Linked DNA regions of Homo sapiens: region 1 is linked to region 2. A link is a loop called in an ENCODE intact Hi-C map of the cell type or tissue named here. Cell type or tissue: ovary. All regions are shown on one strand. Links, peaks and the distances in the headings refer to the core of each region. The heading gives the core; the rest is flanking DNA.

Region 1 (15,441 bases), core at 4,590-12,589, 69 kb before region 2:
TTGTATTTTTAGTAGAGATGGGGTTTCTCCATGTTGGTCAGGCTGTTCTCAAACCCCCGACCTCAGATGATCCACCCGGCTTGGCCTCCCAAATTGCTGGGATTACAGGCGTGAGCCACCATGCCTGGCCGGTTCTATAACTTCTATGATAGAGAATTTTTAAATTATCAAAAAAGCCTGATCTTTCATGTAACACTTTGACCAGTCTTACCCTGTGAGTGTTTTCATCTGCCTTCTCACGCTTTGCATCCACAAGTGAAAGTGCTTCTATTTTTCTATGTATTGTACAGTAAAGATTTTAGAGCTTTCTAGGCCAGGCATGGTGGCTCGCACCTATAACCCCAGCACTTTGGGAGGCCGAGGTGGGCAGATCACTGAGGCCAGGAGTTTGAGACCAGCCTGGCCAACATGGTGAAACCCTGTGTCTACTAAAAATACAAAAATTAGCCGGGAGTGTTGGCAGGTGCCGTAATCCCAGCTGCTAATAAGGTGGAGGTTGCGGTGAGCTGAGATCGTGCCATTGCACTCCAGCCTGGGTGACAGAGAGAGACTCTATCTCAAAAATAAAAAAAAAAAATTTTTTTAGATCCTTCTAATAAGATGAAGCCCACTGTGTCAAAAAAAAATCTAAAGGTTAGGATATGAAGTCATTCTGACAGATTATGCTGTGGAAGAATATATATCCCTGTTCCTTTCTTCTGAGCCTTACTTTCATGTTAATAGTTTAAACTACATACTATATGCCAAGAACTTTATATACCTTATCATATTTCATTTTCACAAAATTTTAGGAGGTTGATATTACTCACATTAATTAACAGGCCCAACATCACAATTTCTAGCAAGAGGAAGAGGTATGCTTTTAATGCAAGTCTGACTCTGAATTCTGTGGCCTAATCTGCAGTCTATGTTGCATCCACATGTTTTAAATGTTCGCTATGAATTCTCTTGAGCTATTATTTCTATCTCTAATTATGCCATAATTTAAAAATCAGAATACTTGGGCTCGTGTGAAGAGATGGTGTGCCTAGATGTTTCTTCCTGGCTCAGTGTGAGATATGATTTTGAAAGCACATGATGTGCTTCATTACATTTTTTAAATCCATTTATCCCAGGTTAATAGCTTAGATGGCCTTTTTTTTTTTTTTTTTTTGAGATGGAATCTTGCTATGTCGCCCAGGTTGCAGTGCAGTGGCGTGATCTTGGCTCACTGCAACCTCCACCTTCCAGCTTCAAGCGATTCTCCTGCCTCAGCCTCCCAAGTAGCTGGGACTACGGGTACACGCCACCATGTCCAGCTGATTTTTATATTTTTAGTAGAGATGGGGTTTTGCCATGTTGGCCAGGCTGGTCTTGAACTGACCTCAGGTGATCCACCTGCCTCGGCCTCCCAAAGTGCTGGGATTACAGGTGTGAGCCACTGCACCCGGCCAGATGGCCATTTCTCTAATGTAAAATGTGAAGCAGGCCCAATGGAGGGCCCCAAGCCTGTGCCAGAGGTGACCAGTCTGCAGCCGTGCCCCGACATCCTAACTTCCTTGGTGAAAAATGAGACCACTATTCAGTGTGCTAGCTGTTTACAAGGAGCAATTGGTTAGAAATGACAGTGTACTGAAAGTCTTTTTTTTCCCTCCAATTTTTTACAGGGAAGGTTGGGTGTGGCTCTCCAAGAATACATTTTGGTGGACTCATTGAGGAAGATGATGTGATTCTCCTTGCTGCAGCTCTGCGAATTCAGGTTTGTTCAACATAGCTGTCTGAGAATCTTGAGTTTGGAAGTTTGATTAATAGTTGCTAACATTTTGCAAGTGGTTTCTGTTTACCAGGTACAGTGTTAAACACTTCACACACAGTGTTAGGCCCATTTGATAAGTGAAGAAATGGTGATTTTGAAAAATGAAGTGAGTTGCCTATGATCACATGGCAGTGTGGGGCAGGGACCCATCCTGGGGACTGTGTATGTTATCTTGTGCTGTGTAATAAATTATCCCAAAATTTAGCAACTGAAGCAACAAGGCATTTATTATCTCACAGTTTCTTCAAGTCAGAGATTTGGTAGTAGATTAGCAGATTAGGTGGTATGTTAGTCCATTCTTGCATTGCTATAAAGAAATACCAGCTACTCAGGAGGCTAAAGCAGGAGGATCGCTTGAACCCAGGAGACAGAGGTTGTGGTGAGCTGAGATTGCACCACTGAACTCCAACCTGGGTGACAGAGGGAGACTGAAAAAAAAAAAAAAGAAATACCTGAGACTGGTTAACTTAGAAAGAAAACAGATTTAATTGGCTCACGGTTCTTTTTTTTCCCCTTGGGACAGAGTCTCACTTTGTCACCCAGGCTGGAGTGCAGTGGTGCGATCTTGGCTCACTGCAACCTCCACCTCCTGGGTTTAAGAGATTCTCATGCCTCAGCCTCCTGAGTAGCCGGGACTGCAGGCACACACCACCACGCCTGGCTAATTTTTTGTATTTTTAGTAGAGACAGGGTTTCACCATGTCGGCCAGGCTGGTCTCAAACTCCTGGCCTCATGTGATCCACCCGCCTTGGCCTCCCAAAGTGCTGGGATTACAGGCATGAGCCACCGCGCCTGACCTGGCTCACAGTTCTGCAGGCCTTACAGGAAGCATAACACAGGCATCTGCTTCTGGAGAGGCCTCACCAAGCTTCCAAGAATGGCAGAAAGTGAAGGGAAAGCAGGCATCTCACAAGGCGGGAACAGGAGCAGAGAGTGAGGGATGGTGCTATATACTTTTAAATGACCAGATCTCATGAGAACTCATTCACTATCACAAGGACGCTACCGAGGGAGATGATGCTAAACCATCATGAGAAACTAGCCCCTGTGATCCCATCACCCTCCACCAGGCCCCACCTCTAACACTGGGGATTACATTTCAAGATGGGATTTGGGCAGGGACACACATCCAAACTATATCAAATTGTTTAGGCTCAGGATCTCTCATGCATTTGAAGTGAAGATGTCAGCTGGGGCTGCAGTCATCTGAGGCATTAACTGGGGCTGGAGGATCTGTTTCCAAGATGGCATACTCACATGGCTGTGGGCATGTGTATTTCATTCCTCACTGGCCATCAGCAGGATGCCTTGGTTCCTCATCATGTCCACCTCTCTGTAGGGCTGCTCACAGTGTGGCAGCTAACTTCCCCCAGTGTGAGCAATCCAAGGGAGGCAACCAGGAGGAGTCTGCAGTGTGGATGACCTGGGCTCTAACCTCATGTGCCGCCACTTCCTTTTATCCTGTTTGTTAGAAGTAGATCACTAAGTCCAGTTCACATTCAAGAGAAGGAGAATTGTCCTCACTTCTTCAAGACAGGAGTATTAAAGTATTTGGAGGCATTTTTTCAAACCACCACCACCTGTGTGACCTAAAGGCGAAGGTCATCAGTGTTCCACCATATAAGCTGAGTGTTCTCATGGTGCTGGAGCCTGCAGCAGTGGTGGCCTCTGGCAGTGACATTTAGTTCATTTCTTTCTTATGTACAGGGTAATACACAATTGAAACTCTTTACCTCAAAATGGGTCATTAGACATTTTTGTAAGGATTATAAGTTACATTTCCATCAAAGCCAAATTTTATTTTTATTTATTTTTATTTCATTTACTTATAATTTATATGCATACATAACACTACTCAGTAGTTCAATTTGCTTGCTCTTTTATACCAACTATGGAAGGATGGTATTTGGAAGCTGGGCATCCAAGCTGATCATTCACGCAGTCCTATATTTTCTTCATTTTTCTTTTCTAAATTGGATGACGAACCTATTCAGTATAAGTTTATCCATGTACATGATGTCTTTTGTGAACACTTAATCTATTTATTTATTTATTTATTTATTTGAGACGGGGTCTCACTGTGTCACCCAGGCTGGAATGCAGTGGCACGATCTCAGCTCACTGCAGCCTCCACCTCCCAGGTTCAAGTGATTCTCCTGCCTCAGCCTCCTGGGTAGCTGGGATTACAGGCACATGCCACCACACCCAGATAATTTTTTTTTTTTTTTTTTTTTTTTTTTTTGAGACAGAGTTTAGCTCTTGTTGCCCAGGCTAGAGTGTAATGTCGCAAACTCGGCTCACTGCAACCTCCATCTCCCGGGCTCAAGTGATTCTCCCGCCTCAGCCTCCTGAGTAGTTGGGATTACAGGCACATGCCACCACCACGCCCGGCTAATTTTTTGTATTTTTTGAGATGGAGTTTTGCTCTTGTTGCCCAGGCTGGGGTGCAATGGCACGATCTCAGCTCACTGCAACCTCCACCTCCCGGGTTCAAGTGATTCTCCTGCCTCAGCCTCCCGAGTAGCTGGGATTACAGGCGTGTGCCACCACACCCAGCTAATTTTGTATTTTTAGTAGAGACGGGGTTTCTCCATGTTGGTCAGGCTGGTCTCGAACTCCCGACCTCAGTTGATCCCGCCTACCTCAGCCTCCCAAAGAGGATTACAGGCGTGAGCCACTGCACCTGGCCTAATTTTTGTATTTTTAGTAGAGACAGGGTTTCACCATGTTGCCCAGGCTGGTCTTGAATTCCTGACCTCAAGTGATCTGCCCACCTCGGCCTCCCAAAGTGCTGGGATTACAGGCATGAGCCACCTCACCTGGCCTATTTATTCATTTATTTTTAAAGAGACAGAATCTCAGCTAGGATGAAGTACAGTGGTGTGATCTTGACTCACTGCAGCCTCAAACTTCTGGGCTCAAACAATCCTCCCACCTCAGCCTCCCGAGTAGCTGGGATTATAGGTGCGCATCACCACACCTGGATTTTTTAATAGTGTATTTTCTCACATTTTCCTGTTTTTCTTTTTAAAATTTAACAAAAACAATGAACATAGTCAGAAGTTCTGGCCTGTGACTTGAAATAACCCTGGATGTACATTTTTAAAAACATTCTCAGATTCATTGCTGTAAGTATGAAGAGCTAATAGTCTGCAAGGGAACTATAGAATTAAGCTGGATCATCAAGTTCATGCATGCATATTTAAGAAACAGAGCAGCTTCTTTTAATACTATCAAACTCTTCAGTGCGATATTGAATAGTTGTATATCTAACTAGTGGTTTTCACGTTTTCCTTTTTAAGAAAAACCTACAAACCTAGTTACACGTGAATAAAAATATTCCTAATATCCTCCTGGCTTATTGTGCGACTCGATAATCTTGTTTTGTAACATCCACAAACAATATTTCCATGGTTTAAGTGTGTGCCCTGTCAGCTTTTACCATTCTAACATGTTTTCCCCTCTATCCCTGCTGAAGAACATGGTCAGTAGTGGAAGGAGATGGCTTCGTGAACAGCAGCACAGGCGGTGGAGACTTCACTGCTTGAAACTTCAGCCTCTCTCCCCTGTGCCAAGGTAACACTGGTGTTTTATTTACACTGATGTCAGCTCAGCACAGTGCCTTAGCCCTAGTTAGTCATGGGGGAGAAGCACAACTCATGGTACTGTGGTTTTGATGGTAGATAAGTTTCTCTATTCATTAAATTGCCACCCTATTTTCTCTATTGTAAATTCTCCAAAATTAAATCATAATGAATGTATTACTGTGTTCTGTCAATTCTAAGAAGGCATATTTTTTTATTTCAATGATGTTTTCTATATTAAATGGCAGTTTTTTAATGATGTTTTAAAATTAATTTATATTAATTTAATTTCAATGATGTTTCCTATATTTAATGGCAGTGTTTTCCCCCCCCACCCTTTTTTTTTTTTTTGAGATGGAGTCTTGCTCTGTTGCCCAGGCTAGAGTGCAATGGTGCGATCTCGGCTCACTGCAACCTCTACCTCCCAGGTTCAAGCGATTCTCCTGCCTCAGCCTCCCGGGTAGCTGAGATTACAGGTGCACGCCACCACACCCAGCTAATTTTTGTATTTTTAGTAGAGATGGGGGTTTCACCATTTTGGCCAGCCGGTCTCAAACTCCTGACCTCAGGTGATCTGCCCACCTTGGCCTCCCAAAGTGCTGGGATTACAGGCGTGAGCGACCACGCCTGGCCTGGCAGTGGTTTTTCTTCTTAGTGGTCCATGAAGTAATGGTTTTAAATTTGACAAAATATGGTAATGTAATATTTGGAATATGCTTTTCAATGTCAGAAATGCCCAACACGTATATATCCGCCTGGTGTTAAGGGCCATATAGGTTTCTACTCTGGGGATAAAGGACCGTCCAAACCAAACATTATTCCACGTGGGAACTGAGCTCAGCTTTCTTCAGAACGATCTGATAGAATAGTCTGTGCTCGTCAAGGTGGATATTTTCCTCAGAGTGCTCTCTGATGAGGTCTGAGCTACATATTCTATCTATAAATTTGGAAATATAAACTGTAGGTCATAGTCTCAGCTTGTGGTTTAGAATGATTGGGTAGGGATGATGTCTGAATCAGACAGCTGCATTTTCCAGCCTGATGATGAGTCATCTGTGTCTGTCCCACTCCAAGGAATTGGCCCCACCCCCATTATCCAGGTGTGCATAATACTAGGTGTGCATCCCCAGGTAATCTCATCCAGCAACGTTGGAATGCACACAGTGCCGAGGAGATAAAATCCCTCTAGTAACTGACACTTTATTTATTTATTTATTTATTTATTTATTTTTTCTTTTTTTTTTTTTTTTTTTTGAGACAGAGTCTTGCTCTGGTCTTGAACTCTTGACCTCAGGTGTTCCACCTGCCTCGGCCTACCAAAGTGCTGGGATTACAAGCATGAGCCACCGCACCGGGGCTGACTCATTTTTTACCTGATAACCAGTTGCTTTATAGAATTGAACTCCATTTCCTTGGACAGTCAGATGAACACCCTGGTTCAGTTCTACCCACTAGGAGGGTGTGACCCTCCTGGACATGTTTTCATCCCTGCAATAGACGAAACATCTCAGTTATGCTCTCTGTTCATTAATTATATAAGTTGCAATGAGGAATGTTATTCTTTGTAATATCATCCCTGGGCTTGTGCAATCTGTTTCATAAAATATCTTATTTTAGAGTTATTTTTGTTGTTATAAGACCTTAGATTTTAAAAGTAAATCAATAATTTCTACTTACAAAGTGCTAAAAAAGATTAAGATAGATTCCACCAAATTGTGTACCAAAGTTTCAAAGTAAATTCTTCTTGTTAAATAATTAAATCCTTTTCTCCCCCAAGAAGAATTTACTTTGAAATCATTGATTTCTAGACCCACTGGGCAAAGAGAAGCAGGCTGAGTAGTTTATAAATCACCCCAAAAATCGGATGATGTCTCTGTGACTAGCTAGTAAAGAGAAAACCTTACAGGTGTTTGTTTTGTTTTGTTTTTGAGACAGAGCCTTGCTCTGTTGCCCAGGCTGGAGTGCAGTGGCTTCATCTCTGCTCATTGTAACCTTCACTTCCTGAGTTCAAGCGAGGACATCTGGCTAATTTTTGTATTTTTAGTAGAGACAGGGTTTCACCATGTTTGCCAGGCTGGTCTTGAACTCCTGACCTCAAGTGATCTGCCCTCCTGTGCTCCCAAAGTGCTGGGCTTACAGGCATGAGCCACCATGCCAGGCCTGTTTTGTTTGCTTGTTTGTTTTTTGAGACAGTCTTATTCTGTTGCCCAGGCTGGAGTGCAGTGGTGCAATCTCAGCTCACCTCAACCTCCGCCTCCCAGGTTCAAGTGATTGTCCTGCCTCGGCCTCCCGAGTAGCTGGGACTACAGGTGCCACCACCACACCTGGCTAATTTGTTTGTATTTTTAGTAGAGACGGGATTTTGCTATGTTGGCCAGGCTGGTCTCAAACTCATGGACTCAAGTGATCCTCCCGCCTTGGCCTCCCAAAGTGCTGGGATTACAGGCGTGAGCCTCTGCAGCCTGCCAAAAGCTTACACATTGTTCAAGATTAAGCTCTTCAATTTAGGAGATTGTGGGAAGAGAGAGACAGAAAAAAACTATGGCCAGGAAGGCAAAACAAAGTAGGAGGCTAGAAAGGAAAGGTCGGATAGGTGGAGGCCTGGAAAGGAATACTCAGCGGTACTTGAGGGGGGTAACCTGAACTCCTAGTTTCTCTGGTGCCCTTTGGAGAAGTCTGGGTGGAGGTGTGTTTGCTGTTGCCTCTTACCCCCGGGTCAGGCCCCTACAGGATCCTGGAGGAGAGTCTAGGGTGGTCTGAACACTGAGGGTAGATTACCTGCAGTAGCTACAGAAACAGTCAGGGCCAAGGGGCTGACTAAAGTCCACTGAGGGGGTTGATCTGCCCACCGCAAGGAGGCAGACCACAACAAAAATAAGTGTTCTGGGGTGAGTGAAGGAATAGCTGTCCTCTCTGATGCAACCTTTAAGGGTAGTCCCCCGCCGCGTGGTCTCCCGGGGTTAGTCTTGCTGCTGGGGGAACAGGTGTGCCTTCCATCTCTCACTCTCAGACACATGAAGGGCCTGACTGCCCAGCAAAGAAATGACTGAGCACATGAGCCCCAGAGGAAAGAGTCCAGCATTACACATGCTGGTATCCAGACCACTCCTGTAAGACGAGCAGTGGTGGCCAGTAAAATAGAAGAGTTCAGTTACGTGCCCAATGACTCTCTGGAGTTCCTACAATTTCCTGTCTGAACTTGGGCTCAGGGCACTAGGTCCTTTTACCGACAGTTATGTAATTAATAAAACATTTTGAAATATGATTTTAGACTGTAAATAGAGAGGGGGAAGTGTGGACACAGATAAAACGAAATAGCATTTCCACATTTTTTCTTTTTTTTTGTACTTAATCTCTAATGTGATAGTAATGTTCACATTTTTGAATAGCCAAGAGAAACATGTGGCCAGCCCGATCGGAGATTATTATGCAATGACCCTCTATTCATCGCTAATGAATACCATGATGGCCCATACAGAGCATTTTGCTCTGTAGTCGAATCACACTTGCAGGAGGGTTTTGGACACATTATAATATGCTGTTCTTGTCTCTATGCCATAGGTGTTATACTTCCACCTGGACACAATTCTAGGATCTTTGTGAGTTTTTTGGAGTTGCATTTCTAAAATGATACACCATTTTCTCATACACGTTAATTATTAGCAGTTGTGCTTATTACTGCCTGGGAGAAAGGACCCCAAAGTAATTGCATTGATTTCATCGTTGGCGTGATGTGTGGCTGTTTTCACTCCAGTTGTGACCACCTAAGCTGAGAAGCCTTTTCTCTCTTTCGTATTGTCTTTCCCCTCAGTGACATTGAGATTTCAAGAGGACAAACTCCAAAAGCTGTGGATGTCCTTGCCAAGGAGATTGGATTGCTTGCAGATGAAATTGAAATCTATGGCAAAAGCAAAGCCAAAGTACGTTTGTCCGTGCTAGAAAGGTTAAAGGATCAAGCAGATGGAAAATACGTCTTAGTTGCTGGGTAAGACACCATCTAACATCTACTTGATCAAGCAGACATATTTACAAAACTCTTCCCTATTTATCTCTCTCCTCGTACCCCTCAATCCATCCTATTCTCACATTTGACATTTCGTCCATTTCATTTGGCATTTCTTTATTTGGTGTGAGATAAGTTTTTATTTTCAGTGCAGAGCAAACTAGTCGACTCTACACAAGATAAAGTCAAACAAGTTGCAGTGCTTTATCTTTTGTTTCTCATATTATGTTGTTATTACCCCTGCTCCTCCTTGACTTTTTGAATTTCATTTTTCATTATAAAAATCAAAATAGGAATTGAAAGTAAACTATTTTGAACTGAGCAGTTTGTTTTGTGCGTTCTACTTGAAATATTTTCGTGGAAAAGGTACAGATAATCATATGAAACATGTTTTCCTGTTAATATCCTTGATCTTACCTACATATTCACATTTCAAAAGCTCATTATTTCCCTTTTTCTGCATTTCAAAACTAATGTTGGGCCATTTTCATTTGTGTTGGTTATTTTATAAAAGACAAATTCATAGTTTTTGTGAAAAGGAGTGTTTGCCTTTTTCCCCTTCTTTTTAAAAAAAGAAGTACATTCACTAGCTGAAAAGATGATAGAAAGCAAGGGATTTCAAATATTTATTCAGTGTGACCTGAGGGAACATCATGAGACCATATAAATTCCTTTGCTGCCTTGAAATTTCATTTCAGTGACTATTGCTTATGATGTATACAAAGCTTCAGGCACAAAACCTATTTGTCAGGCAGAGACATTTCTTGTAATTGGAATTGACTCCTAGGTAACTTTGTTTTTACGTATTTAATTATTAATGTAAGTGCTTTTTTCTTTATTTCTTTTTCTGGTTATAAAAAGAATGTAGTTTCATTGTAGAAATATTCTAAAAATTCAGAAAACAGAAGTGAAAAAGTAAAACATCCCAAACCCAAGCACTCAGAGGAAACAACTGTTGACCTGCGAGGACTGTTTTGACGCTGATAGAGTCTCTCAGCCATGAGGTCACACTCACATGCTATTGTGTAAGCAACCTGATTATTCAAGCATATGTGGCATACTGAGCTCCATGTGAGTGAATATTGAGCTATGTCACCATTTTTCATGACAACATAACATTCCATCACTCACATCCCAGATTCTTTTTTTTTTTTTTTTTTTGAGACAGAGTCTTGCTCTGTTGCCAAGACTGGGGTGCAGTGGTGTGATCTCAGCTCACTGCAAACTCTGCCTCCCGGGTTCAAGCGATTCTCCTGCCTCAGCCTCCCGAGTAGCTGGGATTACAGGCATGCGCCACCATGCCCAGCTAATTTTTGTATTTTTAGTCGAGATGGGGTTTCACCATGTTGGCCAGGCTTTTCTCGAACTCCTGACCTCAAGTGATCCACCCACCTTGGCATCCCAAAGTGCTGGGATTACAGGTGTGAGCCACCGCACCTGGCCACATCCCAGATTCTTAAACATGTTGGGGAAGCAGGGGCTGGGGGAGTAGCAAAATGCCCAGGATGAGGGTGGAGATCCCATCTTACACATCTTCTGGCACCTCTAGTTCCATCAATAAGTGCTACCCTGGTAGTTCTGAGTGTTTCTAATTGTCCAAGTGCACTGATGCAGAAAAATAATTTGAACATAGAATAGGGATGTTCCACAACTTACTTGACCAATTTTCTATTGATGGGCAATCAAAGTGTTCCCAATTTTTGCCATTTTAAACTGCTAGAATTAACAACCTTGGGCATGTGGATTTGTGCATCTGTTTAATTATCTCCTTAGGAAAAATCCCCGGAAGTGAGTTCAATTATTTATAACCACAAATAAAGCAAAAATATTATCCAAAACAGGCCAAGCGCGGTGGCTCACACCTGTAATCCCAGCTCTTTGGGAGGCCGAGGCAGGTGGATCACAAGGTCAGGAGATCGAGACCATCCTGGCTAACATGGTGAAACCCCGTCTCTACTAAAAATACCAAAAAATTAGCCAGGCGTGGTGGCAGGCACCTGTAGTCCCAGCTACTCAGGAGGCTGAGGCAGGAGAATGGCGTGAACCTGGGAGGCGGAGCTTGCGGTGAGCCAAGATCACGCCACTGCACTCCAGCCTAGGTGACAGAGCAAGACTGTCTCAAAAAAAAAAAAAAAAAAAAAAAATCACCTCTTTAATGATATAGTGATTTCTTCAAATCCTTTTTCCCTCCTCCTGTCCCACTTTCCTGTCCTCCTCTTTCTCCTTCTCTTTGTGTAGCTTTTCTTTTTTTTTTTTGAGATGAAGTCACCCAGGCTGGAGTGCACTGGTGCGATTTTGGCTCGCTGCAACCTCTGCCCCCTGGGTTCAAGCAATTCTTGTGCCTCAGCTTCCCAAGTAGCTGGGATTCCAGGCATGCACCCCCACGCCTGGCTAACTGTTTTTGTATTTTTATAGAGACGGGGTTTCGCCACATTAGCCAGGCTGGCCTTGAACTCCTGGCCTCAAGTGGTCCGCCCGCCTCCTCCTTCCAAAGTGCTAGGATTACAGGTGTGAGCCATCATGCCCAGCTTCTGTAGCTTTTTTGTAAGAGGGACAGACAGCCAGGGCCTCTCTGAATCCCTCAGCAGTTGGCATTGTAAGGAATTCATCCTTTGCTCCACACCTTGGTTGCCTGTGGCTTCACCCTTCTCCCGCAGGCTTCCAGGCTCACTGCAGTTAGATTCCTGAGCCCCTTTCCAACCTAGAACCCCAAACTTAATGTCCCCATAATCGAGTGTGGGAAAGTTCCTGGCTGAGGGGAGGGGTTGGCTCCACCTGCAGGCACCCTCTGGGCCCACACCCTGCAAGGAGCTGCCTCTGGTTAGATTGGCTCCGGGGTCTCTGAGTTTAGGGCACAGTTTAGTCAGGGTTGTTTTATGGCAGTATGCTTGATGCATATTTGTCTGCAATTAATAAACAAACTCTTGGCCATTAAGACCTTGAAAAAGCATTTGATTTGTGAAATTGGTTCCTTTCTTCCAGGCTTCAGATGATCTTGGTAGGTGGGTTTGCAGGCTTTCTCACCCTGTTCAGATAGGAACACTTAAGGAAAACTTGGTAGGATGTGTTGTCTGTTTATGAAGGAAGAATCCTGCAGCAGATTTTCTTATCCAGTCCTTGTGCTTTACTCCATTTTGGGCTTGTCAATAAAATCAGAAATCCAGATATGGATGGCTCTGACCTTAGCTTGGAACACAAAACTGATACTTCTAAAACAAAGCTGTGATGATACTGTTTTCAGGTTCCTTACTTGTAAACAAAGCTGGGCCTCCAGCCTCATGCTGGAGAATGCTAGCTAGCACGACTGCCTGGGGTTACAGCCAATGCAGTCCATGGCCAGTAGAACATTTCTCCACGCTGGCTTTTTGCTAGCATTAATATGTATAATCAAGCTGAAATTGGCCTGCCATGTTGTAAATAGAAAAGAAGACTAAAGATGAATTTTCAAGAACAGATTAAACACCAAGGGATCAACAATTCTTTTTCTGAAATTCTAAGTTTCTTTACCTAACAAAGACCTTTGAAGGAACAAAAATTAAATGGCCTGTCTCTTTTTTAACTGTAGTGGAAAAAAATAACCGTGCTGGTAAGATTATGATATATGTATGCATTTGTGGCACAGCTTGAAGATTTTTAGGAAATAGCCACACTGGATTCTATAAGGGAAGAATGAACAGCCCCTTCTCCCCAACACAACAAATGATATATTTTTTAGGGCTGTAAACTGTCATCAGTATCTAATCCCTTAATAGCTGAATATTGATATCAGTTTAGATCACAGGCAACTATTTTATCGATAGCCTAAAGTGGGCCTGGCATGACGGGTTGTGCCTATAACCCAATTACTCTGGAGACTGTGGGTGGATCACTTGAGGCCAGGAGTTCAAGACCAGCCTGAGCTGCATAGCAAGACCCCATCTTTAAAAAATACAAACAAACAGCAAAAAGCAGCACTGGTTTAAAGCAACATTTGTAATCTAAAGTGAAAAGTCAATTTGAAATAAAAATCATCTTCATATTTTTACATTTGACCAGGTCAAGCGTTAGGGGGAAATGACTGTTATCAAACCATTATATGCACTGTTGCAACTTCTTTAAAAATATAAATGACCCCTCCATTAAATGGAGAATTATTTCCTTTTTCTAAAAGTCTTTTCTAATTCTGAAAATAATATTAGCTTATTGTAAAAAATTTAACATAAAGTAAAAAGGAGATAACTAGGTCTCTCATAACTCAATATTTTATTTATATATTCATCTTTTTACACATTGAGATCATGCTATAAATATCATTTTTGTCCTGCCTTTTTCTCTGAACACTGTAACATAAATCTTTTTCCATGCTTTAGAAGAATTCAAATACCCAAGTAATTTTTAAATAATACTAAATAACAATATATTTGTTATTACATATTTTAATTTATATAGAAATGTGATTTAAATATATCAGCAATGGGATTAAAATATAAAACAATGAGATTTTTTTAAATCTTCTATTATTAATAACTCAAATGCAGAACAGATTAATTCTTTTAAAAAGCCATTCTTCAAACTTTAGGATTTCTTATTCAGTCAGAATCATCTGCATTTCATCAACTACATATCGCATGGTATTTACACCTACACATCACTTTATTTGCTTTGCCTGACAAAATGAAAAGTATTGGGAATTGTTCAGGGAAATATGCCAAAAGAATCTTAGGGACTCATGAGTTTTACATATTTTCCCAGTTACACTAATGAAAAGGAATTTTGTTTGAGAACTTGACTTGGAGTGCAGCTGCAGGGCATTTGAATCTCAGTCTCCATCAGGCCTGCACCCATTTCTGTGCAGAAGTTTCTAGAATTTCCCTGAATTGGTTGGACAGAGCAGCTAAAAAAGCAGCCCAAACTGATCTGGGAATAGACTGAATTTCACATTAAAGAAAAATTTGAATCATTCACATCATTTCATCTTTTTTTTTTTTTTTTTTTTTTTCTGCAGAGGGCCAAATACCCGATTGGATTTTTTAAAAATGTTTCAACCCTTTATTTCGGTACAATGTTAAAATAATCTGACTTTTCTATGATTTGGCTTTTCTGCCTTGAGTAACTATTTAAATATCTGTGTGATTTTCTTTTATTTGTGCTACTTCTAGAACAAAACAGAGGTATTTAGAAGAAACCACTTCCCACAGGGCCTTTGAACCGTTTACCTAAGTCAAGTGTAATGAGAAACATAACCAAATGCACCATGGGGTTTATTGTTAGATAATAAAAGGCTTAAAAAGCCCCTAGACCCTAAAGATGCCTGGGATGGATGATTTATGTTCATATGCTACTTGAGCATGTAGTTTTGGAGTGCATGGTGAGGCCCATGGCTAATGGCAGTGGTGCTATTCAACAAGATTCTGGGTCTTTAGAATAGTTCAAAGTTTTACCACTTCTCTCTGGATAAGCCATCTTTTTGACCTTTGAGTAAATTATAAACTTCTTTTCAGATTGTGTCCAAATGGTCACAGGTACTTTGACAGTTTTTACTGTAACTGCCAATAAGTAATACTCATCTTTAAAAAGACATCATTCTGGCAGGGCATGGTGGCTCACGCCTGTAATGCCAGCCCTTTGGGAGGCCGAGGCGGGCGGATCATTTGAGGTCAGGAGTTCGAGACCAGCCTGGCCAACATGGTGAAACCCTGTTTCTATTAAAAATACAAAAATTAGCTGGGCATGGTGATGGGTGCCTGTAATCCCAGCTACTCAAGAGGGTGAGGCAAGAGAATTGCTTGAGCCCGGGAGGTGGAGGTTGCAATGAGCAGAGATCACACCATTGCAGTCCAGCCTGGGCAACAGAGTGAGACTCCATCTCAAAAAAAAAAAAAAAAAAAAAAAAGCATCATTCCATTGTCAACCCTTTTTTGCTGTTCTGTGCCCTGAACAGGTGATGTGATAGCGGTGCAAAGAGGGTGAGCATTGTCCTTTACCTCAACAAGTGTGTGGCCTGGTAGGCGAGACAGGCATGTCAGAATGCTTATCATGAAGCCATCTGAAAAATTCTAGAATAATCATATAATCAATG
Region 2 (15,441 bases), core at 4,929-12,928:
TCCTTGTTACCTGGGAGAGAGCAGGAAGCACTGGGAAATAGCACGTCACTGGTGCCTCGTGCCATTTCCGTGCCTTTCCCTGTCTTGCCTCAGCCTTGCACTGTGGAATGCAAAAGAGTAGAAGAAACTCCAACGTGAAAATTGTCGACAAACAATGCAGAGAATCTTCGGTGGCATTAAACATTAAAATTAAAGACACATGGTCTTAAATTCAGCTGATATACTTGACACCTCAGATATACTCTTGGTGCCAAAAGGGATGTTAAGCAAAATTTGAGGGATTTGACTCCTTATTTGGGAAAGACCATGACTACCAAGGGGAGAGAAACCAGAGGCAAACCTTATTGAAAAATGGAGTAGCTAAGTCATTTTGTATATGTTACTTTTACCCAGCCAAGTACAGTCTGTAGTTTTACACAGTGAATTTGATCTTTACTCTAAATTCTTTTCCTTTAATGAAAGTGCTAGTCAGTAATGCAGAACTTGGGCAAGTTTTATAAATATGTTTGCTTTACAACCAGTCTTATTAAGTCAGGGTATCATCTAAGGGCCCAATCAAGGACTTTTCATTTAAAAAAGAAAAACTCTAAATTGCATTGTGATATAACCCTTAAATTCCAACTGTCATGGGGAATCCCAAGACCTACATCTGTATGTATGTGCTGTGTTCTAAACACTGCTCCCCAACCTTTTTGGCACCAGGGACCGGTGTCTTGGAAGACAACATTTCCGTGGTTTTGGGATTAAACGGTTCCACCTCAGATCATAAGGCGTGGGTCCTAGATCCCTTACATGCGCAGTTCACAGTAGCATTCACACTCCTATGAGAATCTAATGCCACTGCTGATCTGACAGGAGGTGGAGCTCAGGCAGTAATGCTCACTTGCCCGCTGCTCACCTCCTGCTGTGCGACCCAGTTCCTTACAGGGGCTGCAGACCAGGGGGTTAGGGGTCTCTGTTTTTGTTTTTTTGGAGATCAAGTCTCACTCTGTCGCCCAGGCTGAAGTGCAGTGGCACAATATCGGCTCACCACACTCTTCACCTCCCAGGTTCAAGTGATTCTCCTGTTTCAGCCTCCCAAGTAGCTGGGACTACAGGCATCTACCATGCCCAGTTAATTTTTGTCATTTTAGTAGAGACTGAGTTTCACCATGTTGGCCAGGCTGGTCTCGAACTCCTGACCTCAAGTGATCTGCCCCCCTCAGCCTCTCAAAGTGCTGGGATTACAGACGTGAGCCACCGCGCCTGGCTGGGGACCTCTGTTCTAATATGCTTACCATGCCAAATGCATTATGAAGAAAAACAGAAACAAGGCTTTTAATGTTAAAGTCTTATTTTCTCGCTACTGAAATAGGCAAAATGTTTCAATTTTGCAAAAATAATATAGTATTGTGTATAGGATCTTCCCTAACCTGCTTTTTACATTTAATTAGGCTTCTACGAGTCATTCGGGTAGTTGCATCTAGCAGGCTATTTATCCATTCTTTATAGACCCTTTAGAGGTTTGAGACCCCTTTATAGAGGTTTGAGAGCCCTTTCTTGCCCCAGTTCTCTTGTCTGTAAAGCTGTAGGAAATAATATGACCTAACATACAAGGCAGTGTGAGGACAGCAGAAGTGACTTCTGTAATGCATATGGTGCTGTTCCAGGCATGGATAAATCTTTGCTAACAGTCGTAAGAGTTTACCTCCTGTGAGGACCTGGCTACGTGCTGAGCACCCTGCTTGGTGCTTTGTACATTGTGACTCATTCAGTTGCTCAAACAACACCATGAGTAGTTTACCAGAATTACCCCCATCTTGCAGGTGAGAAAACTGAGCATCCGAGTGAGTTAGTAGTTTGCTCAAAGGCAGGCAGCTAGCGCAAGGGGGAGCAGGAATTTGAACCTGAGTGTCGGCCCCACAGCCTTTGCTTTTACCACCGTGCTTTGCCACCTCTGAATGTTCACTTTCATTCCATAGCAGCATCATACAGCCCTGTGCATAACAGGAAGTGCACGTTTGTTAAATGAGAAACTAGTAACACTTCTGGTAGCTGAATGACTTAACTACTGGTAAACCTGTCTGCATGGCCACTAGGCTTTTTATGGTGAACACAGGCATATTTTCCATGTGCTGTGTTGAAGCAGCAATTAAATAAATCAGGTAAAAGAGTAATTAAATTTAAAAGGTAAAACGTTTTGGAAGGAGTTTTGAGGTTTAGGGCTGTCTAACCTGACCTTGACTGTTTCTCTATGTGCTGTAAGATGCAGATTGATTTTCAATGAGATATTCAGCCCATCCCTGCTTATGATTTATATATATTCTAAGTAATATGCTTAGAATGTAGTTCTGCTTACCATCATAAAATGTGGAGTTAAAATAAGATCCTTGTCAAAACATTGTCATGCAGAGATTAGTGCTATGAAAGTTAACATTAAATGATTTTAAAATGTGATCCAGAGGTTAAACTGAAGTTTTGAAATTCATAAAATGCATAAGCTTTTTGAGAATTTTTAAAAATATCCGTTACATAATAACTTTAAAATTACGTTATATGATTGCTATCTTACCCCATCTTAGCCAAGAGCATTCAGCCTGAGGATACTCAAAAAGAGTCAAATTACCCCTTCCTTGTATAAGCTATAGTTTAGGATATTGCAATTATATGAGGTCGTTTTAAAGTTTTTAGCAACGTTTGGTATAATTACAATATTGTGCTGTTCTTACACAAAGAAAACATAACAGAATTTTGAGCTAGGAATATTGGGAAACCAGCCATTGCTAAAGGAAGATGCATTTAGTGTATCTTTCTATGTACCTCTTAACATCTTTTGTGGGGTGTAGAAAAACAGATTATTAGGGCTTTCTTTTTTTGTGGGGGGGGCGGGAGCGGGGATGGAGTTTCACTCTTGTTGCCCAGGCTGGAGTGCAATGATGTAATCTCGGCTCACCACAACCTCCTCCTCCCAGGTTTAAGTGATTCTTCTGCCTCAGCCTCCCAAGTAGCTGGGATTACAGGCATGTGCCACCACACCCGGCTAATTTTGTATTTTTAGTAGAGGTGGGGTTTCTCCATGTTGGTCAGGCTGGTCTCGAACTCCTGACCTCAGGTGATCTGCCCACCTTGGCCTCCCAAAGCGCTGGGATTACAGGCATGTGCCACCATACCCAGCTAATTTTGTATTTTTAGTAGAGATGGGGTTTCTCCATGTTGGTCAGGCTGGTGTCGAACTCCTGACCTCAGGTGATCTGCCCACCTCAGCTTCCCAAAGTGCTGGGATTACAGGCGTGAGCCACCACGCCTGGCCTATTAGGGATCTCTAAAAGCCGCAAGCCTCTTGCTAGCCATAGCTGTGAATGTTGTCTTAACCATTAATGCTTCAGTATAAATAATATCAATTTAAAAGCTGCCTAAGATTTAAAAGTACTATGCAAATTACAAACTGCTTGGGTATCTAGATCAAAATAAAGCAGAGCAAAGAAGTAACTTTAGGAATGAAAGGGTATCTAAGTGGAATGATAAAGGAAGACTTCATGCAACAGAAGAATTTAAGTAAAACTGAAAAACTGAAACTAATGTGATCATGGCATTAAATAGTGTAACCCTGAAGACGCATCCAGTATATAAGGAACACCACAGCAGTGCCTATACTCACCGTTATTATTCATCATTATTCTGAAGCATGAATAAGAACAATTTCAAAAATTATAAATATTGGAAAGGAAGAGACACATTTTATTATTTATGTACAGAATAATTATATAACTAGAAAATTCAAGAGAGGCAACTGACAACTTATTTTAAGTAATAAAAGTTTTAGTTTGCTAGTGGATGCAATGTAAATATGTAAATGTCAATAGTTTTCTTTTTTTGTTAGCCATAAATACATACTGTAATAGAGAAAATGTCCTACTTATACATGTCCCCCAAAGGATAGAATACTTAGGAAATAAGTTTAGCAAGAAATGAGCACATAGAATAAAACTATAAAACTTTATTGAAAGACAAACAACAAGACCTGAATAAATGGTAAGACACATGACATACTCTTAGATGGGAATAACTGGTATTAATCATCCTTCCTCTGTCAAACTAACACCTAAATTACTATAAAATTACTATACTATATCATGCCACACTATACTATACTGTATTTACTGTAAAAACTGCAGAGGAAAATGAACTTCGTGGTTAAATTAATCACAGCATTTGTCTAGATTCTGCAAGAATGAATTCATGAGGATGGATTTAAAAGCTTTTTCAAGGCCGGGCGCAGTGGCTCACGCCTGTAATCTCAGCACTTTGGGAGGCCAAGGTGGGCAGATCACTTGAGGTCAGGAGTTCGAGACCAGCTTGGCCAACATGGTGAAACCCTGTCTCTACTAAAAATACAAAAATTAGCCAGGTGAGGTGGTGCGTGCCTGTAGTCCCAGCTACTTGGGAGGCTGAGGCAGGAGAATCGCTTGAACCAGGGAGGCAGAGGTTGCAGTGAGCCTAGATTGTACCACTGCACTCCAGCCCGGCGACGGAGTGAGATTCTGTCTCAAAAAAAAAAAAGGCTTTTTCAAGAACCATGATGGATGATTAAACTAATTGTAAGTATCAGAACAAGATAACCCTATAGCAAAACAGTTAATAGCAGAGGAATACCCTGGAGTGTCCTGAGATAGATTTCTTCCAGTAGTAATTTGATAAGATGACATTTTATTTTTATTTTTATTTTTTTCTTTTCTTTTATTTTTTTGAGACAGAGTTTCACTCTTCTTGCCCAGGCTGGAGTGCAATGGCGTGATCTTAGCTCACTGCAACCTCCACCTCCCAGGTTCAAGTGATTCTCCTGCCTCAGCCTCCCGAGTAGCCGGGATTACAGGCATGCGCCACCATGCCCAGCTATTTTTTTGTATTTTTTAGTAGAGACAGGGCTTCACCAGGTTGGCCAGCCTGGTCTTGAACTCCCAACCTCAGGTGATCCATCTGCCTTGGCCTTCCAACGTGCTGGGATTACAGGCATGAGCCACTGCACCTGGCCAGATGACATTTTAAATTAGTGGTGAATGGATGGGATACTGATTAAATGATGTTGGAACATTTGACTAATAATTTTAAAACATAAACCATAGAGTTTGTTGTTGTTGTTGTTTGAAATGTAGTCTCGCTCTGTCACCCAGGCTGGAGCGCAGTGGTGCGATCTCAGCTCACTGCAACCTCCGCCTCCTGCGTTCAAGTGATTTTCCTGCCTCAGCCTCCCTGAGTAGCTGGGATTACAGGCACATGCCACCATGCCTGGCTAATTTTTGTATTTTTAGTAGAGACGGAGTTTCGCCATGTTGTCCAGGCTGCTCTTGAACTCGTGACCTCAGGTGATCCATCTGCCTCTGCTTCCCAAAGTGCTGGGATTACAGGCATGAGCTGCCATGCCCTGCCAAAATATAAACCATAGAGCTTTGTATCACAATATATTCAAAATAAAGATAGAGTGACTTTTTACTTTTTAGTGTGCAAATTAAACATAAAGCTTCCAGGAAAAAGCAAAAAAAAAAAATTATTGTTGGTATCCTATCAAGGCTAGTAAAAAGAATAGATAAATGTATACATGGAACATGGGAAAACATTCACAAAATATAAAGTTAAAAAAATCAGGTTGTAAAATAATATATCTCCAATTTGTATGAGATTTATATCTATATATGGAATGAAGAGATATAGAAGTATATCAAATGATTATTTTTGTTTGCCTGGAGGTAATGGAATCATGGTGATTTTCACTTCACACTTTGTGATTTGGCATTCTCAAATTTTTACAATTACTGTGTATTACTTTTGTAGTAGTTTTTTTTATAAAAGGAAAAAATGACTTGAAAAATCAAGTAATTTGACATGTAGACACAGGGAAATTACATTCGAGGCAGAGAGCAAACGACAGGCATGTGACTGTAGCTGACAAGTGTCAGCAGATTGTGGGCATAGTTTAGAGTCTAAGACATCTGGGGGAGATGAGTTTCATCATTAGATGAAGTCATATTCTGGAGGGGAATAAATGCTAATCTGAAATACTATGCTTTCAATTGCCAGTGAGGAGAAATTGACAGTTTTGAAATAGTGGTTTCAGGAAGGCTCTCCTGAGAAGATGGCACTGAGGCGAGCCTTGAAGAAGGTGAGAGGGGAGAAAGATTGGCCTGTGTTCAAGGAATCAAAATAGTTCGCTAGTTCAGAGACAGGGTAAAGCAAATAGACTGGAGTCTCATTCAATGTCTTTAAAAGTCATGGAGAAGAGTTAGTATAGTTTCTAATCCATGAGGACTTCCTGAATGATTTTGCCAGGACTGTACTTTAAGATACTGTTTCTTTCCAACCCCCCATCAGATAAGTCATACCACTTTTCTGAAGTCGAATAAGTGAAGGGAAAGAGTGGACAAATTGTTATCTAACAGGGCTCCCTCCCCAGGAAAGGACTCCTTCGTCAGTAAGAGATGTGCACGTGGTATAACCAACAATGCTACTTCTGGGTATGTCCACACTGCTGGAGCTCAGAAATGCACAATGAAAAAACAAAACGGGTTGTGGAAGTGTGTATACAATCTGTTACATTTTTGAAAAACACATAACACAATGCTATATTCTGTTTATGCATGTGTGCTTATGTAGAAAAAGTCTGAAAACCTGATCTGCATAAGCTCTGAGTTCATAGGAGTTATGACCATGGGAAGAAGTAGAGGGGTGGGATGAGCGCATGGGATACTGAACTCAGCTATGCTGCTTTACTTCTCTGAAAGAGGAACAATCTTAAGTAATCATGGTAAAATGTTAATGTTTGTCCATTTCAGGGTGGGGAAGGAAATTTAGGTCTGTAATTTAGGAGAGAGGTTGAGGCCAGAGCCAAGATTGGCAGTTGTGATGAGTATGTGGTTACATCTTCACTTTTTTTAGAACTAAATCTGGATGTCAATGGCCATGTTTAGTGGGCCAGGGGCCTTACATTACTTTCTTGCAGCACTGATGGCTTTTGTTTGAGGCTGCACAAATTCCTGCATTTCCCTTGGGTTGAATGGTAGGGATGCGGGCAGTTGGTGACTGGGTGAACCACCTGACTTGAGCAGGGCTACGACTCTCTCTGCAAACGAAACCCAGAGACATGAACAGTGCTGAGATTTCTCAGTGGTTTCCCATGTAGGCTGCTTTCCAAGGGCAGCAAGCATGGCTTCATCACTCACCCAGTGCTTCTGATTCAGCACTGTGATGCTCGGTTAAGTTTTAATGAGGTTTTAAATTTTTTCGTATGTTTGAGTGTTTATGCAAACAAAGATGCTGAATTGTAAACACCAGCAATCTGAGTACCTTCTTTTGATTTCTCTCTCCATATTGTTTAGTCCCTTTTTCTTTGTTTGTTTTATGAAATTGCATAGATGTTTTGGTTGAGAGTAGATTGTTTTTACTTTTCAGGGACAGGCAACAATTTCATGATATAACTTCTAAAAATATTTTAAACAAGTATGAAAATAGTTTTTTCTTCCAAAAAACCATTTCTTCATTTGGCACATACACAAACAAATGAGCAGAATTTAGAGTAATTTAGAGACAGAATTTAGATAATTTGGGTGGGTTTTTTTTTGGACAGTCTTGCCCTGTTGTCCAGGCTGGAGTGCAGTGATGTGATCTCGGCGCACCACAGCCTCCTCCTCCCAGGCTCAAGCGATTCTTGTGCCTTAGCCTCTCAAGCTACAGGCACACACCACCACGTCCAGCTAATTTTTGTATTTTTATTAGAGACGAGTTTTTGCCATGTTGCCCAGGCTGGTCTTGAACTCCTGGCCTTAAGTGATCCTCCTGCCTCGGCCTCCTTAAGGGCTGGGATTACAGGCATGAGCCACCACAGCCGGCCTAGTGTGAAAGCAGTTTTTAAGGACAGTTGAACAGGAAAGCTCCTGGATTCCTGCACATAGATCTTGTGCCCCTCCAAAGTGCCGTAAGTACCGATTTCTGCTGTCTTGATTTAACTCAGTGTCTGGAGCTTACGATCCTTCCTCTCTGTTTCCTTCAGTGGCGTAGCTTGGGGGTGTCAATTAAAGAGTTATTGCAAGATCTCAGCCTCTGAAAGTTTAGCTTATTCATCAGCAAAACTTTAAGCAAGTCTCACCTCTTCTAAATTAGAATTGTAACCTTGACTTTAGTCTCAGAGTTAACATTGTGCAGAAAAAGAAAACACTGCGCAGTGTTGAAGCAGTTTGCAAACTGAAATGATACAAATGAAAAATGCTATGATGTTTCTCAGTAGTCTCTGTATTTGCAAATGAGTCAGTTAGGATTAGTTTTACCCACAAATAACAACAACAGTAAAAAAAAAAAAAAAAGAAAGAAAGAAAGAAAGTGACCCAGCACTATAATACAAGTTTATTTCTCTCTCACATCAAGGAAGTTCAGGGTAGCCAGTCTGGGCTGGTTTAGCAACTCCTTGATCATCATGGGTTCTGTGCTACCTGGTAGTCCAGGATGGTTGCACAAGCTCCAGCCATTGCATCTGTATCCCAATCAGCAAGAAAAAGGAAGAAAGGCATACCCCCTTTTCAGGAGGCTTCCTGGAAATCACATACAACATACCTGGTTACATCTCATCAGTGACCTTAGTCACACAGCCATACTTAGCTGCAAGACAAGCGAAGACATTCAGATTCTACCTCTTCTTCTTGAAATAGAAAGGTGAGTTGCCAATCCACTGTCAGCGTGACGACAGTTCAAGAGGTTTTCCTAGACACAGAGTTGAGTTAATCCCGTCATCTGTGTCATCGTCTCTATTTTGACAGCATCTGTCAGGTGGTCAACCAGAGTTTAGGCAAGAAGACCTATGACTTCTCTACACAGACATGATTAGGATTATCTTCTAAATCAACCAAACTGACCAGCCCACCCTTTCATTCTTCTGTGCATCACAGATCATTTTTGAAAAAGAGTTTAGGACACATCCAATAGTAAGAGTGTAGTTTTATAAATCAGGACTCAGTCTTACAGTGGAAGATTATATGGTAGTTAGTGTCATGGAGAAAAGCTTCATATTAGATTAGTTGAATCGATTGGGATACAGAACCGTCTTTAGAGCATGGCATCGTTACATTGCAGATAAAGCATGTAGGTAGAGAATGATATCTTTGTTGGGGAGAGCCCCAAACTGCTCTTCAGGAACCTTTCTCCGAGATTTGCAAGCCAATTAGGCATAATGAAACCTTGTTTTTAATGCATATCTTTTGCCAGTATAATAAACATAATAATTAAATGTTTATATATCTTTCGTATTTTCCTGTATAATACAACTAATCATATTTTTGTCAGGCTGAGGACATCTCAAGAGGAGGGAAAGGTGGCAAATTGAGGGTCTGTTCTTCTTTTATACCAGATGGCAATTATAACAAATTACTTCTGGACTTAGGGATGGGGGAGGGGTGGGGAGATGGGAACATGAGAATTATTCCTGATTTTTGTTACTTTTTGTCCTGTAAAATATGCTTACCAGGCCGGGCACGGTGGCTCACGCCTGTATCCCAGCACTTTGGGAGGCCGAGGCAGGCAGATCGCCTGAGGTCGGGAGTTCGAGACCAGCCTGACCAACATGGAGAAACACTGTCTCTACTAAAAATACAAAATTAGCCAGGCGTGGTGGCACATGCCTGTAATCCCAGCTACTAGGAAGGGTGAGGCAGGAGAATCACTTGAACCTGGGAGGCGGAGGTGGCGGTGAGCTGAGATCACGCCATTGCATTCCAGCCTGGGCAACAAGAGCGAAACTCCGTCTCAAAAAAAAAAAAAAAAATGCTTACCGGGACATCTCAAGGACATCATTCCTTTGTCAACGGTACAAAGATAACCTGAGACATAAAGTGAAAATGATTTATGGTTTTTTGTTTTCTTCCTTACATTAAATTTTCCAATAACATATCGCTAATAACATATTTCTTTTGTTTTGAGACGGAGTTTTGCTCTTGTTGCCCAGGCTGGAGTGCAGTGGTGCAATCTCGACTCACCGCAACCTCCGCCTCCCAGGTTCAAGTGATTTCTCCTGCCTCAGCCTCCCAAGTAGCTGGGATTACCTGCCACCACATCAGGCTAATTTTTTGTATTTTTAGTAGAGACGGGGTTTCACCATGTTGGCCAGGCTGGTTTTGAACTCCTGACTTTGTGATCCACCTGCCTTGGCCTCCCAAAGTGCTGGGATTACAGGCGTGAGCCACGGTGCCTGGCCAACATATTTCTAATAATATATTAATTTGATAAACAGAAGTTATTTTGGAAATAAGCCAAAACAACAAAAAATGCTCATCCCTGCTTTTCAAGGCTATTATCTGTAGTTTGAGGTTTTATCAAATGTAGATATGAACTGCGGGCCTCTTCAGGATGTCCTCATTGCTTCTGTTAATGCTTTTACCATCCAGTACCACTGAACAGGCAGCAGGGTGCCTTCTTGGGCACACCGGAAGGACCCAGGAAAAGGAAGATAGTGTGGCCTGTTCTTGTCTCCATGCCCCAAAATGGACCACTACACCAGTGGGGTAGGAAATAGCAGGTGTGTTATGGGTTGAGTTTGGAGACCTTGACTTGATCAACCATCTGCTCACCCAGGTCATCTTTCCTTTTTTTGCAGAGGTGAGGTCTCACTATCTTGCCCAGGCTGGTCTCCTGGGCTCAAGTGATCTTACCGCCTTTACCTCCCAAAGTGCTGGTATTACAGGTGTGAGCCACCATGCCTGGTTCTTGTCACCATTCTTAACATCAGCAGCAGCAGAAAAACCCCCTGTTTAGCCTTCAATGTTAATTTCCTCCTTGATCTATGTGTTCTACACAAACCACTCCCTTGTTGTCCCCCATATATTACATTTGTGGACTCTTCTCAAACTCTGCAGCTCAGCCCTGGTTCCTGCTGAGCCTACAGCCCCAGGCCTGAGCAGCCGGCTGGGCCAAGTTACCCTCAGTCTCAAGATGACTTCCTCACAAGGCAAAACATTTCTCCAGCTGGGTTGGAGACCTAAGCTGGGGAACTGGGCTCTCACATTCCAAGATAGAGGTTTGCCTATGGACCCCTGAAAGTAGGCGTGTAGAAGCAGGTTCCTCTGATGGCAGAGGCCCTCTGTTTATCTCTGAAAGATCCTGAATGCTATGCTTCTTTCATCCCCTCTGCCTTGAATTCGCCTGCTTTCTAGGTGCGGTGGAGAAAGCTGGGAAAAGAGCCACCTCTGCTCCCAGGGGCCACTGAGAGGGTAGAACACTGACCGAATCCCAGACTCACTACCTCAGGGGCTGAGATGGGTCCAAAGGGGCCCTTAACCTCTCACTTGATCACCTGACTCTTACCGCTGTCATTGATCTGACATGTTCTCCTGGGCGCTGTCCCAGCTCTGTCCCAGCTTCTCAGCACTGTGTCCTGGTCAGCCCTGAGGGCTCATTTCCTTTATCCATACTGAGGACCAAGACCTGTCTTTCCTGTAGGGCAGTGAGGGCCACGGGCTAGTGCCTGAGCCGATGAGTGCACTGCTGGTACTGTGCTGAGCCCTGGACAAGGGTGTAGGTTGCTCTAAAAAACAACTTCCCAATATTCTACAAAATAACGTTCAAACTGAACAGAGCTTGACTGAAGATTCTTCTTACTTCATTTGTTTTCATGCTACATTTTTGCTGTCCGGCTCCAAGTCTGTGACAATGGGTCACGGGATCAGTGCGAGTAACAGTGAAGATGTTTTTCTTCATCTTTGGGCTATGATTGTGCTTTGTGATCCTAAGTATAAATACATTGAGGCTGGGCACGGTGTCTCACACCTGTAATCCCAGCACTTTGGGAGGCCAAGGCAGGTGGATGCCTCGAGCCCAGGAGTTCGAGACCAGCCTGGGCAACATGTCAAAACCCCATCTCTACAAAAAAAATACAAAAATTAGCCAGGTGTGGTGGTGTGCACCTGTGGTCCCAGCTGCTCAGGAGGCTGAGGTGGGAGGATCACCTGAGCCCTGGAGATCAAGGCTGAAGTGAGTTATGATCGTACCACTGCACTCCAGCCTGTCTCAAAAAACAAAACAAAAAAAATACATACACTGACTAATAACACCAGCAATATTGTTTCATGGGAGCTGCCTCTGCTGTTTGTACCAAAACTGAGCAGATTCTTTAGGCCAGGCCCGAGTAATCATTAAATCGATCTGCTTGTGAGAAACCGGTAGGTCTAGGCATGAGCACAAAGTGGCAGGTCCGTCTCTTCCCTTCTTAAATAAGGAATCACCAGAGGTAGACTCTGTGCCTGTGACTCTTGAATGTTTAACTGAAATCCAGAGCAGCAATTGCATTTTATATGACACCATGTGTGTGCAAAAACTGAATCAAAATCTTGTGAAACAGTGCTACTTTCACTTACTATATATGATGTAGTCTAATAATTTTCTATCCTATTTTATTTCCTTTTTTTAAATGCTGGTTGAAATTCTGTAAATTTATATAATGACAAACTACTGGGACTCTATCTTGGTTCAAAAGTCCATGATCAGCCTGCTTGTATTGAGTTACTACATTGTACGATCTTATAATTGTAAAGTTTAAGATATTTTCCTTCTGTCTGTCTTAATTTATTCTGTAATCTAAGTTGTCCTGCCAGGAATGCTGGCATATTTACTTTGTTTTTGAATTCAATAATCATAGTTTCTCTTGCTAAGTTACATTAATGGTACCAAAAAAAAGTTACTGCATGGTTTTTGAAACTGTTCTTTCCTAGGAAGTTTTAAAGTAAAATGTTTTTACCTTTTATTGTTTACACAGGTTAAGCATCCCTAATTCAAAAATCCAAAATCCAAAGAAGTGCTCAAAAATCCAAAGTTTTTTGAGTGACAACATGATGCCACCAGTGGAAAATTCCACACCTGATCTCGTGTGGCGGGTTGCAGTCAGCATGCAGTTAAATCTTTCATATATGCACAAAATTATTAAAACTATTGTCCAGGGCCAGGCACAGTGGCTCACACCTGTAATCCCAGCATTTTGGGAGGCCAGGGCAGGCAGATCACTTGAGCTCAGGAGTTCGAGACCAGCCTAGGCAAGGTGATGAAACCCTGTCTCCTCTAAAAATACAAAAAAAAAAAAAAAACATTAGCTGGGCACGGTGGCACACACCTGTAGTCCCAGCTATTTGGGAGGCTGAGGTGGGAGAATCACTTGAACTGGGTGGCAGAGGTTGCAGTGAGCCAAGATCATGTCACTGCACTCCAGCCTGGGCAAACAGAGGGAGACCCTGTCTTAAAAAAATATATATACATATATATATATAGTTTAGGCTATGTCTATAAGGAGTATATGAAATATAAATGAATTTCATGTTTAGACAGGGGTCCCAACCCCAAGATATCTCGTTATGTATATGCAAATATTACAAAATCTGAAAAAATTTAAAAGCCAAAAATCACTTCAGTCTGGTGCCAACCATTTTTGCATAATTGCATTTTCCATGTTGCATTTTGCAACCATTTTGCATAATTCTGTACTTCTTTCCCTTTTGGGTTTGTTTTCATAACTGCTCAGTAAAAAGTGTTCTGTGTCATCTTTCCATTATTTTGGGCTAAATCATGTTAATGGCCAAGCCTGTCAGAATTCATTTGTTTTGAGTTAACTTCCTGGTGTCCAGTTCTCAGGAGTTGCAAGAATAGAGCTCTTCCCTCATGCAATCATCCAAAATCCCAGGCCTCTAACCAGGATTGGGGAACACCACTGTTGGCCAAGAGCAGAAGGCTTAAAGCTCTGGTCATAGTCATGGCACTGTACAAACTGTTCTTGTTCCCTACAAGAACATGGGAACTATTTGGATAATGGATTTATGAATTTAATTCTGATGGATTTTTATAAAGGAGCTAAAAATAAGCCTATATAATTTATTACATGTATAATCATATAATTTTAAATGTGTATAATTTATAATATTCATCGAAACATTTCTTTTTGGAAATTAAATTTCACTTTGGTCAAAATCATCTTACAAAACAAGATGACTCATGATGGTTCTAAATAATGTAAACCGGTGTCTGTAACTAATTAATGCTCTGGAGGAAGGAAATTCTGAGTTCTGACACAAAAGCACGTCTAAGTGGTATTGGTATTTTCAAAGCTTTTACTACAACCAAAAATATGTTCACGTGTACCTGTCTCCTCTTTACACTGCTTACTTTCTCTATCGCTTTTCCCAAATACGTCCCCAGTAACTTCCTCATGTTCTGTGCACCACCTCCAATCTTCCCCTAATGTGTATGAACTTGGTCATCACCAAAGAGGTGGAAAGGAAGAAGGGCATGTGCTAATATTAATATTGAGGTTTGGGCTGGGTGTGGTGGCTCATGCCTGTAATCCCAGAATTTTGGGAAGCCGAGGCAGGTGGATCACGAGGTCAAGACATTGAGACCATCCTGGCCACATGGTGAAACCCCGTCTCTACTAAAAATACAAAAATTAGCTGAGTGTGATGGTGCACAACTGTAGTCCCAGCTACTCGGGAGGCTGAGGCAGGAGAATTGCTTGAACCAGGGAGGTGGAGGTTGCAGTGAGCCGAGATCGTGCCACTGCACTCCAGCCTGGCAACAGGGAGAGACTCTGTCTCAAAAAAAAAAAAAAAAAGAAAAAAATTGAGGTTTGTGCCAGTTTCTTTTTCCTTTAGGTCTCCTGATATGTGTCTAGTTAGTTCTATATACTTCCTGGAAATTCGACTCCAAGATATTTAATAAAACTAAACAGGGTTATATGTTGAATAGACAAATCCTAAAGAGCAGAAAGGATTTAGTGGTTAGTGAAATTTCATTGACTTAAGATGAGTTGGATCCTCAAAATTAATATATTCTAAACAAAGTTCTATTTTTAAGCTGCAGTAATAATGCCGAATTTCTCTTATAGTTAATTGAATGATTTATCCTGGTGTTGTCTCCTGGTAGTCACTGAAAAAGTCATTACAATCCTCACTTTCTCCCCTTTAATTCAAGTTCAGAATTCATGTGTTGCTGTGACTTTTTTTGAGTTTATCTGCAGACAGCTGCCATTGAATAAACATGTTTATATAGGGCAGAAAAAGGCAGCCTGAAGATTCTACTTTCTATTTCTTTTAGCACTGTTTGGCAGTTAACACCAACAGCGCTTCAGAATGAGGTACTGTCCAGCATACACCTTGCTTGTTCCTCTACAAAGCTTCTATTTTTGTTTTTGATTTGTTGTGAGGAAGCAAAGTGTAGCCTTTACTTGAATGAAAGCTACAGTTTTATTTTTCTTTCTTATTTACAAGAAATTCTTTTGATGATTAAGTTAGCCAGATACGCCCCGTGCGCTCATATTTCTTAACCTATTTTGAGCTGAGCTAGTTGCAAGGACTAGTTCTTCTGTGAAACCTCTGGCAGTCCATAAATTCAAGTTCGTGTCCAGACGTAATGGTGAACTCAATATGTTGTATATTTGATATATGTTTGTTG

Evidence for each region. Peaks named below come from ENCODE experiments on the same cell type or tissue, not always from the same donor. Only the 100,000 strongest peaks of a DNase experiment are listed, where the experiment ranks them.
Region 1: it touches region 2 in a loop (2.0-fold over the local background); 2 of 110 quality-filtered maps call a loop at or near these places.

The regions. Positions count from the first base shown.
Region 1 is chr6:150,916,931-150,932,371 of GRCh38, forward strand. MTHFD1L (methylenetetrahydrofolate dehydrogenase (NADP+ dependent) 1 like) reads left to right here. Exons shown (of 28, transcript NM_015440.5): 9 at 1,647-1,738; 10 at 5,275-5,372; 11 at 9,192-9,365. Among named protein-coding and RNA genes, the nearest start is that of MTHFD1L, 59 kb to the left of the region's middle. RefSeq lists a silencer at 5,821-6,069. In ovary, for the core only: CTCF peaks have their summits at 8,478 and 11,892; a DNase peak (open chromatin) is centred at 8,341; H3K4me3 peaks cover 595 bases; H3K27ac peaks cover 4,679 bases.
Region 2 is chr6:150,985,751-151,001,191 of GRCh38, forward strand. All of the region lies in intron 20 of MTHFD1L (methylenetetrahydrofolate dehydrogenase (NADP+ dependent) 1 like), which reads left to right. Among named protein-coding and RNA genes, the nearest start is that of MIR12131, 110 kb to the right of the region's middle. In ovary, for the core only: no CTCF peak of the experiment used is centred there; no DNase peak of the experiment used is centred there; H3K4me3 peaks cover 1,417 bases; H3K27ac peaks cover 6,901 bases.